2 separate regions of the Homo sapiens genome follow, and region 2 is linked to region 1. Evidence: chromatin contacts called from ENCODE Hi-C or POLR2A ChIA-PET data. All regions are on one chromosome and are shown on one strand. Each heading gives the region's core, a stretch centred on a gene start or an enhancer-like site at or near the end of the contact. The rest is flanking DNA. Distances are from core to core; before and after follow the strand shown. Region 1 holds the start of KCTD3 (potassium channel tetramerization domain containing 3). Region 2 overlaps USH2A (usherin).

Region 1 (5,730 bases), core at 2,082-4,581:
ACCTGAGATAGTTTGACAAGGACTGGTCGAGTAGACATCACAAATTCAATATAGTCACTAAAGAAGGTAATATTATTTAAATAATGTTTTATTTACTTTGTATTGCCTAAATATTAAAATAACATAAACTTTAAAAAGCTGTCATGGGGACAACCTTGAATGTATCTACTCTATTTATTTACACATTCATACATACATACAGGTAGTACATGAAAGAAAACTCACTGTAAACAGTTAAACAATATGAAAGACCATAGGGGTAAAAGGTTTTGTCCATTCACCACTGCTACCTTCTCCTCACTGATTCTAATGATCTGTCTAGAGGTTATGTTTCTTCGTAGTTTAATATGTATTTTTATATAGAAATATAAGTGGATATACACATGATTTTAGTTTTTCCATTATTTAAATGAATGAGATTGTACTCATAATGTATTATTCTGTAATCTGATTATTTTCCCCACTAAATCATATACTTGGAGATCATTTCTGGTCAGTTCACATGAATTTGCCCCCAAAATAGTAATAGCTTCCAACATAATTTTAAAAATTATTCCCTTGTTGTTGAATATTCCATGTTTTTGCTATTATAACACTACTACCATGAATATGCACTTACTTCTTTGCATGTACCTTTGCCAATTGAGCAAAATGTGTATAGGATATATTTTTAGAAGAAAAGTGCTGGGTCTAGGGTATTTACATTTAAAATGCTGATATTCTTGAGGTGCCCTCCAGAAACTCTGTACCCATTCATAATTTAATCAGCAATGCATGAGTATGATCATTTCACACTCTCACTGTCCTTGAATTTTATCAAACCTCTCTTAATTTTTGCTAATCTCATGAGTAAAAATACATTTTTTGTTTTATTCATTTATTTATGTATTTATGTATTTATTTTGAGATGGAGTCTCGTTCTGTCGTCCCAGCTGGAGTGCAGTGGTGCGATCTCAGCTCACTGCAACCTCTGCCTCCCAGATTCAAGCGATTCTCCTGCCTCAGCCTCCCCAGTAGCTGGGACTACAGGCGCGCACCACCACGCCTGGCTAATTTTTGTATTTTTAGCAGAGACGGGGTTTCACCATATTGGCCAGGCTGGTCGCGAACCCCTGACCTCGTGATCCACCCACTTCGGCCTCCCGAAGTGCTGAGATTACAGGTGTGAGCCACTACACCCAGCTTTCTGTTGTTTTAATAAGCATTTTAGTGTTTTTATCAATTGGCTGTTGATATTCTTTCCATATTTTTCATTACTTGTTTTCTCAATTTATTTGTAGAATAATATATACATATATGATCAGATATTATATATTTTCAATCATTTGATATATGTTGCAAATATCTTTTCTCATTCTGCTATTTGTTTTTGTTAATGGTGTTCCAATTTATTCTTAAAAATTAAGTCACACCCTAACTTTAAGTTTTATGAGCAAGAAATGCCTCAGATATCTCTATATTGTTCTGGACATATCAAGAAGTCATGACCATTTGTCTTATAAAATACTGAGAACTTTTCCTTCTCTTGAAGAGATGTTCTCCTAATTTTTAAGTACAGTATAATAAAATGAACACGGTTTCATTTATTTCAGGAAAAATAAGAAGCCTTTCACAAATATATATATTTTTAAATTTATAAGGCCTTATTCTAACTCCAACTTGCCTCTTGGATTCAAAGGCTGTTAGCAACTATTCTTTCATATTCTTCCAAGGTTTGGACCTAAGGAAAATTAAATGGCCCTTTTACCACTTAAATCTTCGCTGCAAATTTTAAAGCAAAGTTTCAGATCCTGATAGAACCAGATATTATGTGTTAGGGCAAAGGCAGTTAACATTGTTTAAAGCAAGCTTGTCCAACCTGCAGCCCCATGGGTCGCATGCAGCCCAGGAAAGCTTTGAATGTGGCCCAACACAAATTCATAAACTTTCTTTCTTTCTTTCTTTCTTTTTTTCAGCTCATCAGTTATCGTTAGTGTTAGTGTATTTTATGTGTGGCCAAAGACAATTCATCTTCCAATGTGGCCCAGGAAAGCCAAAAGATTGGACACCCTGGTTTAGATTCCTAGTTGCTGCTGCTTTAATCTGAACTGTTACTCATCTTCCCTGTCTAAAGTGAAGATAATGAGGTACAATGCAGTGGTAAGGATGGTGAACAGTGGCCTTGAATTCAAGCTGCTTGCCTTGAAATTCCTGCCATCCCACTTGCTACCTATGTAATTTTGAGCAAGTTTTTTTGATCATTTTCATTCCCAAATTTCCTTTTTTAAAAATAATTATAACATTAGTTGTGACGAAGAAAGATGACAAAATATCTAAACCACCGGGTATATGATAAACACAAATTAGCTATTATTAAGCTTATCATCAACTGGGAGAAATAATACTTATCTTACATCCATATGTACTATTAACATCTTTCAAGTCGAATCTAGATAGAGCATATCACAACATTAGTATGCTTGCCAGAGGCTATTTTTTATTTTTTTGGTAAAAATTATGACAATGACAATAAAAACTTAACATCAGATACATTATCAGTTTGAATTATTATGATACAACTATGACAAAACAATTCATGTTAAGAATTTAGTACCACAAACTAATGACCTCTGAAACATAACGCACTATCTTTGTTAGTCTTTGTTAGCAGGGCATCAAGTATTATAGTATTCCGATTTAAAAAATATTTTAATAGCCACTAAGGTTTTGGGTTTGAATAGATACCGTTTAAAGCAAAAACAAATAAATAAACAAGCGCATAAAATTGTGTGTTTTCTGCGTGTGTCTAACATTAGTTGAGTGCTTACTATATTCCAGAAATAGGTTGCTGGGCATTACACAGTCTAGGGGTTTTTGTCCTTTGGTTTCCTTCCTGCTTAACAAACAAAAGCAAAAAACAAAACAAAAAAACTGCTTGGGAGATTGGGGATTAAATTGAAGAGGGTAAAGTAAGCAGTTTTCTGGGGTAAACGCTGTAAGGTTTTAAAATCTCCAAATGTTCCCTGCATTTGCACTGTCTACATTTAGGCATCAACTTTTACTACCTCTAGGATTAGTTTTTCCTTTCCCAATCCATGTTGACAAAGTGGGTCATAAAGATCCGTAGATCGTTTGCCCAGATCTGCCCTCAATCTGCGAATCAGCTTCCTCGTTTTAGAAAATCTGAAATGTAAAAGGGAAAGGGGCTGGGATCGCGTGGGGAGGAGGAACGAAATGGAATCCCGCGTGGGCAGGCGGCTGGCCAGGAGCACATTCCCCTAGCCTCCCTACGCGCCAGCCCCGCGGCGTTGGGAAGCTCCTCCCTGACCTTTCCTTCCTCCTCCTCCTCCTCATTCTAGGCGGCAGTGGCGGGCGAAGCGTGAGCGCTGCGGTATTTTGTCCCGAACGGTGACCCCTCCTCCCAGGCAGGCTGCGGCGGCGTCGGTGGCAGCGGAGCACGGAGAAGAGGCCCGGGCGGCCCGGCGGCCTGGAGGCCGCGAAAGGTGGAGGCCGGGCCGCCCTTGTGCACCGCAGGATTGACCCGGGAAGGGGCAGAAGCTAGCGAGCCCCGCCCGGCCGCCGGGAAGGTGGGGGAAGCCCCGTGCACCCCCCGCCCTCCGGCCGCCGCCGCCCCGCTGGCCCTGCAGCCGTCGCCGCTGCCTCGGGCTACAGCCCCGGGCTCGGCGGTCCCGGCTGGGGAAGGAGGGCGGCGAGCGCGTCCGGAGCCGCCGGAGATGGCGGGAGGGCACTGCGGCAGCTTCCCCGCGGCGGCGGCCGGCAGCGGCGAGATCGTCCAACTGAACGTAGGGGGGACCAGGTGAGTCGGCGGGTAGCGGGCTTGCAGCGGGGATGCCTTGGCGGCCTCCTCCTTTGGTGTCGACGGGGACCGAGAGTCGCAGGAACGAGGGCGAGCGTGGGAGGCCAAGCCTGGAGGGGAACGTGGGGGCCTCCAGGCGGCAAGAACGTCGGGCGGATTTTGGAGCTGGTGAAGCATCTGCTCTGGGAAGGGAGAGGCAGAAGGGACGCTTGGAATTACCGAGGACCAGGCCCATGTGGCAGAGTAGCTGCTGTCCTAGAATGCCAACCTTTGCCCCTCCCAACAGGCAAGGAGAACCATTACACAGCCTTCCTTACCTCATCTCAGATTAGAGTGTATTTGAGGACTTTATTTAGTAGAAACCTGGCTTTGTGGTTTGGATGTTGGAGATGAACTTGCTTTCCTTTCTCTTTGGTCAACGAGGTGTCGGTTTTCTTAGGGAAGAGTGCGGTGTTCTTTTCCGCGCCTAATTAGGGGATTTGTAATTTGAAAGATTTCTGTGATGGGAGTGCAGTAGGTTTGCAGTACCTAGTTATTTATTTTCAGAATTTCTTGGTGCATGGGCTTGAAGGATCTGTTCAACTTCTAGGACAGTGTGTCCAGAAACTGCAGTTTGAACATTTGCTTTTAGGAAGCTCTGGATATTGGCACGGTGTGACGCCCTTGGAGTAAACAGACTGAATGCTCTTCTCTGTCTGTTCTCTTTCTGGCCTTCCGCCCCCCCCCCCCCCCGCCCCTTCTGTGCCTGTTATTAAGTTTGTTGGGGGAAAAAATCGTAGTTTTTGTGGATTTCCTATAACTTATGAGTCACTCCTCTCAGAAAAGGGAGTTTGCCAGCTGTTTGAAAGAAGGATTAGTTGAGTTTTAGGCTTGGTAAGGAGATAAACAAGGAAATGCTCTGGAATACAGTTAATTTTTCTGTGCTTGAGAATATGATTTTCAACCAGCATTTTAAAAGTATTTTAATGTCTTAGAACCATAGTGATAAAAAATGTCTACTGTAGTGCTTTAATCCTAAACATTTGATAGCTTTCTAGAATTTAACACAGAAAACCATGGTACTTCGTTCTTAGGGTTTTTCCTCTTCCCCCAAATCAAAACTTAGATAATTTACAACGTTATTGCAGTTGTATAGAAACCAGTCTTATGGAGATTTATGTCTCCTAATGTAAGAAATGGAGTTTTTCCTAAAATCACGTTAAAATATTGGAAGTTTGGTAACTTGTGGAATACCCCTAAAGAGGAGGCCTGCAATGTGTGTTGATTATACTGAAGAGTAGCAGTATAATCATTTACAATCCCTACACTGGTTTCTACTTGCTATTGATAGTTAATGTATTTCTTTTCTTTAATTTTCTTTTTTTTTTTTTTTGAGACGGAGTCTTGCTCTGTCGCCTGGCTGGAGTGCAGTGGCGCGATCTCGGCTCACTGCAGCCTCTGCCTCCCAGTTTCAAGCGATTCTCCTGCCTCAGCATCCCGAGTAGCTGGGTCACAGGCGCGCGCCACCACGCCCGGGTAATTTTTGCATTTTTAGTAGAGACGAGGTTTAACTACGTTGACCAGGATGGTCTTGATCTCCTGACCTCGTGATGCTCCCGCCTCGGCTTCCCAAAGTGCTGGAATTACAGGCGTGAGCCACCGCGCCTGGCCGATAGTTAATATATTTCTATTCAGACATTCACAAGGACATACAGTATTATTGTAAAAATTAAGCAGTATTGTTATTTACTATGTGGATGGCTTAATACTGAGTGAACTCTTATTAGAGACTGCAGAATTCATTTAAAAGTTTTAACTCATAAGGCAGTTATCTTGGCACTGTAACTTTTTTTTTTTTTTTTTTTTGAGACAGAGTCTCGCTCTGTCATCCAGGCTGGAGTGCAGTGGTGCGATCTCGGCTCACTGCAAGCTCCGCCTCCCAGGTTCGCGCCATT
Region 2 (4,759 bases), core at 719-3,218, 70 kb after region 1:
TGGGAAAGCTTCCTATGGAAAGAAATCTTTTAGCACTGGAGCCACTTACCTTTGCTTGGCGTTCACACATTGAGAGTTCAGTTGGTGTGAGTCTCTGCACATGAAGTTAGTATTAATAAAAGTAGCTCACATTTAACAAGAATGTACCTGGTGCCAGGTCCTATGCTTAGAGCTTTACAGGGATGAAGGGTGGGTAGGATTATTTTTATTTATTTATTTATTTATTTATTTATTTATTTATTTTTTGAGATGGAGTCTTGCTCTGTCACCCAGGTTGGAGTGCAGTGGTGTGATCTCCGCTCACTGCAACCTCTGCCTCTTGGGTTCAAGTGATTCTCCTGCCTCAGCCTCCCAAGTAGCTGGGATTACAGGTGTGCGCCACTATGCCTGGCTAATTTTTGTATTTTTAGTAGAGATGGGGTTTCACCATGTTGGCCAGGATGGTCTCAATCTCACGACCTCATGATCCGCCTGCCTCGGCCTTCCAACATGCTGGGATTACAGGCATGAGCCGCCGCACCCAGCCAGGCAGGTTTATTAAGTCTTGTGGGGAAGATAGGAGAGAGGCTGACAAGAATCATGCAGGATAGGCGAAGGCAGTGAAATTATGTTGTCAGCTTGGCAAGCTAAGCAGGGGTGCGGCAGGGGTGGGGGTGGGGTGGCCAGAGATCTGCTCCCATCCAGCCACTGCTGGGGCCAGCACAGAAACCTGTGGATCTGATGCAGCGGCCACACAGGCTGGTGTGGAGATGTGAGCCAGAGAGCTGCTCATCTAAATCTAATACCCACAGCCAGGTCAGAAGAACAAGCAGACACAACTGCAAAGCCCACTCACTCACTGGACAAATCTCCCCCTTTTCAACACCTCTAGAACTCCATGGGCCTGCGTGGTACTTCACACTCACACTAGCAGGGAAAGACTTAAAGGAAAAAAGTTCAGAACTGGGGTGAAACTATTAAAGGCAGGAACAGATGGTGACTAAAACTAAACTTTGAACTCCGTAAGAGGAGGGATATTACTTTGCCAACCCTAACTCTGCTGCCGATCAGCTCTGTGATTAAATGTTGGACTCTGACCTTTGCTTCTCATCTCTAAAATAAAGGGTTGAGTCAACACTCCAATCAAGCTCCAGCAGGTCGAAATTCCCCTAATTAGGAACCAATGTGTGTTGTTTGATTAAAAACAAACCAGCCTAGGTTGCACACTAAAAGAGTTGTTTCCTCTGTGTGTGGCACAGAGAGAAAACAACTTGTTGGCTGTAACTCCAGAAACTGATCTGATGGGCCCAGTGGGCCCCTTGCTCCACAGCACGCAGGGGAAGGGAGGGCAGCCTGCCCGAGGGAAGCCTCAAAAGGGAAATAGCCCTTAGAACAGTCAGAGGAAAATGAGGTCTCTGCCACTCTCCTGCTTGGAGGCTGCCTTCAGGCAAGGGAACAGGAATGTTTTTAAAAAAGTTACATCATGAAAATTAGAACTGACGATGGATATTAGTTGGGCAGCACATCTTGGAATCTGCCAGAGCATTGCACAATCCTCAGAGTTCTTCCCCTCTGCTCTACCCAAAGCCCGGCCTCCAGACACAGTGGAAACCTCAATTCGTATTCATGAGCCAACGGGGGATTTCTCCTTTTTATGAAGACCTCGAGATCAGGATGGTGTCCCTTTATCCCTTCCCTTCTGTCTTTTTGAAGTACCCCTTCACCTTAAGGGACTCTACCTGTGCATCACATGGGAGGTTCACTGTCAGGGTTTGAAACTCTGGTGGCTGGGCCTCAGATCCAAAGAAAACCGAAACCACAGCCAGTGTCAGAGTAAATCCGTCTCTGTTGATGGCCTGCCTCCAGGAACAACACACTTCCCATTCACCAAGGAAACTAGACTGGCAGGGCTTAGAAGGCGAGCAACCTTGGTTTTCCGGCATCACTCAACACGTGGTTCTGAGCCCTGTGTCAGAATCACTGGACAGGACTTATTTAAAGAGCAGATTCTGAGCCTCCTTGAGTCTGAATCTCTGCCAGAGGCCCGGGAAACTACAATAAACAAGCACATGAGGTGATTCCTATGCGTACTTAACTTGGCAAACCATTGCAAAGAAAAAGTCCCAGGCCAGAAGTCAATAGAAAATCTGTGTTGGTGTTCTCATCCCAGTAACAAGCTAGCAGAGCATTCCTGGATAAATTCCTGTGTCCCTTATACCTCCACTTGTCCACTTGGGGAAATATTGGAGTTGCTAACAGAATACTAAATGAGATCTGTTCTATCCTACCACTGCTATTAAATGAAATAAGCCGTATGAGAAGAATTAAGTGTTGTAGGAAATTTTATATGACATCCAGACATGTAAAGTTTGGAAACATAGAATAATACGTTATTTTTACAAATTGAAACTATCCTTGACAATAATATACATGTTTCATCATGTATGAGACTCTGTCTCAAAAAAATTAAAAAAAATTTTTTTTTTAAATTGTGTTTCAGAAATTTTGGACATGTTTATTTTTCAAAAAAAAACTCTATACATGCAAATTTGATATATCATTAATTACTGGAATTTAAAATAGGATATCAATCCCGAATCTGTTTTAGTGGAAAAGATTTGGCATTTCTCTAATTTGCTTTTATAAAGTATCACAAATTTAGATTCAGAGACTATGAGTAAAACTCAGTTTAAAAGATGCTCCTTAAAAATTAAAATTGTACCCGTTGAGCTAAATTACCCGATATCAACAGTCAATCATAATCTTTTATGGAGAATAAAAGACACTTTCCAAATTTATCATTCTAGGCTTTGAATCTAGAATATTAACATTATGATCAACATGAATTGGCTGAATATTTTCTTTCTTCTTCTGATCTCTCCTCTAACTTCCTCTGTAAATCACCTTTATGCACGCGAAGTCATACAATTCTTTATTGACAGGGTTTGTGGTTAGGAGAAAAATTTAGTTTGAGCTCTCTGGTCTTTTCCATATTTACAATTCAATATTTGGCATTTTAAGAGTACATTCTGGCCAGGTGCAGTGGCTCACGCCTGTAATTCCAACACTTTGGGAGGCCAAGGTGGGTGGATCACCTGTGGTCAGGAGTTCGAGACCTCCCTGGCCAACAAAGTGAAACCCCATCTCTACTGTAAATACAAGAATCAGCCAGGCGTGGTGACATACACTTGTAGTCCCAGCTACTCAGGAGGCTGAGGCAGGAGAATCGCTTGAACCTGGAGCTAGAGGCTGCAGTGAGCTGAGATTGCACCACTGCACTCCAGCCTGGGCAACAGAGTAAGACTCTGTCTCAAAAAAAAAAAAAAAAAAAGAGTGTATTGTAACTCCTTGCCTGATATAAGTTCCATGAGGACTTTTTAAAAAATTTCTGGCTGGGCACAGTGGCTCATGCCTGTAATCCTAGCACTTTGGGAGGCCAAGGCAGGCAGATCACGAGGTCAGGAGATCCAGACCAGCCTGGCTAACAAGGTGAAACCATGTCTCTACTAAAAATACAAAAAGTTAGCCAGGTGTGGTGGCCCGTGCCTGTAATCCCAGCTACTCGGGAGGCTGAGGCAGGAGAATCGCTTGAACCCAGGAGGTGGAGGTTTCAGTGAGCCAAGATTGCACCACTGCACTCCAGCCTGAGTGACAGAGCAAGACTCCGTCTCAAAAAAAAACAACAACAAAAAAAAAACAAAAAAAAAAACTCTGACAACACTTGGCACAATTTCTTCTGTATAGTCTATGCTAATATATTAGGACTCCAAGTATGTATAAACAAACATATGTGTGTTTCTTGAGGAAGATGAATAGGTGCTACGCCAAGTATAATATGAGTTGTTTACCAAGTCCAGTAGAGGTATCATATTGGATCAACGGCGTCTTAACACTTCCTTCGTCAGTCGTGCAGATGACCTGGAAAAAGAAGGCTAGACAAAAGGAAGAACTGGTAAATGACTTGTTCATTCAACACCTACAAATAGGGCACATGCTTTTAAAAGAGCAATGCATCATAGCATGAAAAATAGGATTCCAAAGCAAGTTATGACGTTTTATATAATATTCAAAATTACTTCTAATTTTAAAATGTTTAAGAAAAAAAGCTATCATTAGTGTAATAATAGCCTATCCATAAGTAATAGAGCTAAGGAAAATTAGAGCTTATACAGCAAAGGAAAAGAACATCAGACGAGTAAAGGGTAATACACAAAGCGCATCTTGTTCTGCACACGGTTTAAATCCTTCCTTTAAAATTTACAGGTGTACTTTCCACTAAATGACCTAGAGTTTCTTACTGAACAGGAGAGCTCAAAAGGGATCCTAGAAATCACATGGTCTAAATTGCTCTTCCAATGGCCAGGAACCTGAGGGAAGTGACCCTTGCAAGGTCACACAGATGGTTATAGGCCTGGCCAGGTAGAACCTGTGTCTCCCAACCATCAGGCCACCTTCCTTTCCCAAAGAGCTGCCCAGGTGACCATGAACTGTAACAATGAACATGTGTAGCTGAATCTTTGTAAAAATGTTATTAAGTTTCTATTACTATACATGCAATGCTGGAGCTCACTGTTTACCTCTACCTTACAGCCAAAATAAAATACTCATTAATCAATTCATTATATAGTGAACATTGGTCCTGTGAGCATGCTGATCACTATAAAATACTTAGCACCTTGTAAAGCATTTTCTCATTTCAATTTAAAAACAAGGCAAGGAGAAAAGGGACATGTAAGTAAACAGGAAGAAGGAACTCCATTTTAGAGGGTCAAGATTGTTC

Evidence for each region. Hi-C counts contacts between places; a loop is a spot of excess contacts on that map. ChIA-PET counts read pairs that join two places held with the same protein, here RNA polymerase II (POLR2A). Pooled maps may share reads with other maps.
Region 2: a loop to region 1 is called in a map of prostate gland, with 2.5 times the contacts of the local background. The contact joins the enhancer-like site here to the promoter of KCTD3 in region 1. A Hi-C loop is called at or near these places in 1 of 168 maps with a recorded cell type or tissue (prostate gland) and 1 of 50 pooled maps. POLR2A ChIA-PET finds 5 or more read pairs at or near these places in 5 of 52 experiments (AG04450, HEK293, HepG2 and 2 more).

What each region holds. Positions count from the first base shown.
Region 1 is chr1:215,563,973-215,569,702 of GRCh38, forward strand. KCTD3 (potassium channel tetramerization domain containing 3) reads left to right here and starts at 3,332. Exons shown (of 18, transcript NM_016121.5): 1 at 3,332-3,796. The coding sequence starts at 3,714. It overlaps LOC124904599 (a long non-coding RNA gene), which reads right to left and starts at 3,385. Exons shown (of 2, transcript XR_922599.2): 1 at 3,308-3,385; 2 at 2,455-3,162. RefSeq lists a silencer at 3,464-3,733 and an enhancer at 3,546-4,406.
Region 2 is chr1:215,635,328-215,640,086 of GRCh38, forward strand. It overlaps USH2A (usherin), which reads right to left. Exons shown (of 72, transcript NM_206933.4): 69 at 3,828-3,911. Among named protein-coding and RNA genes, the nearest start is that of KCTD3, 70 kb to the left of the region's middle. Within about 2 kb of position 1,969, at least 14 of the 41 ENCODE cell types and tissues checked have a DNase peak (open chromatin) inside an H3K27ac peak, as active enhancers do; they include prostate gland, where a contact is called at or near this core.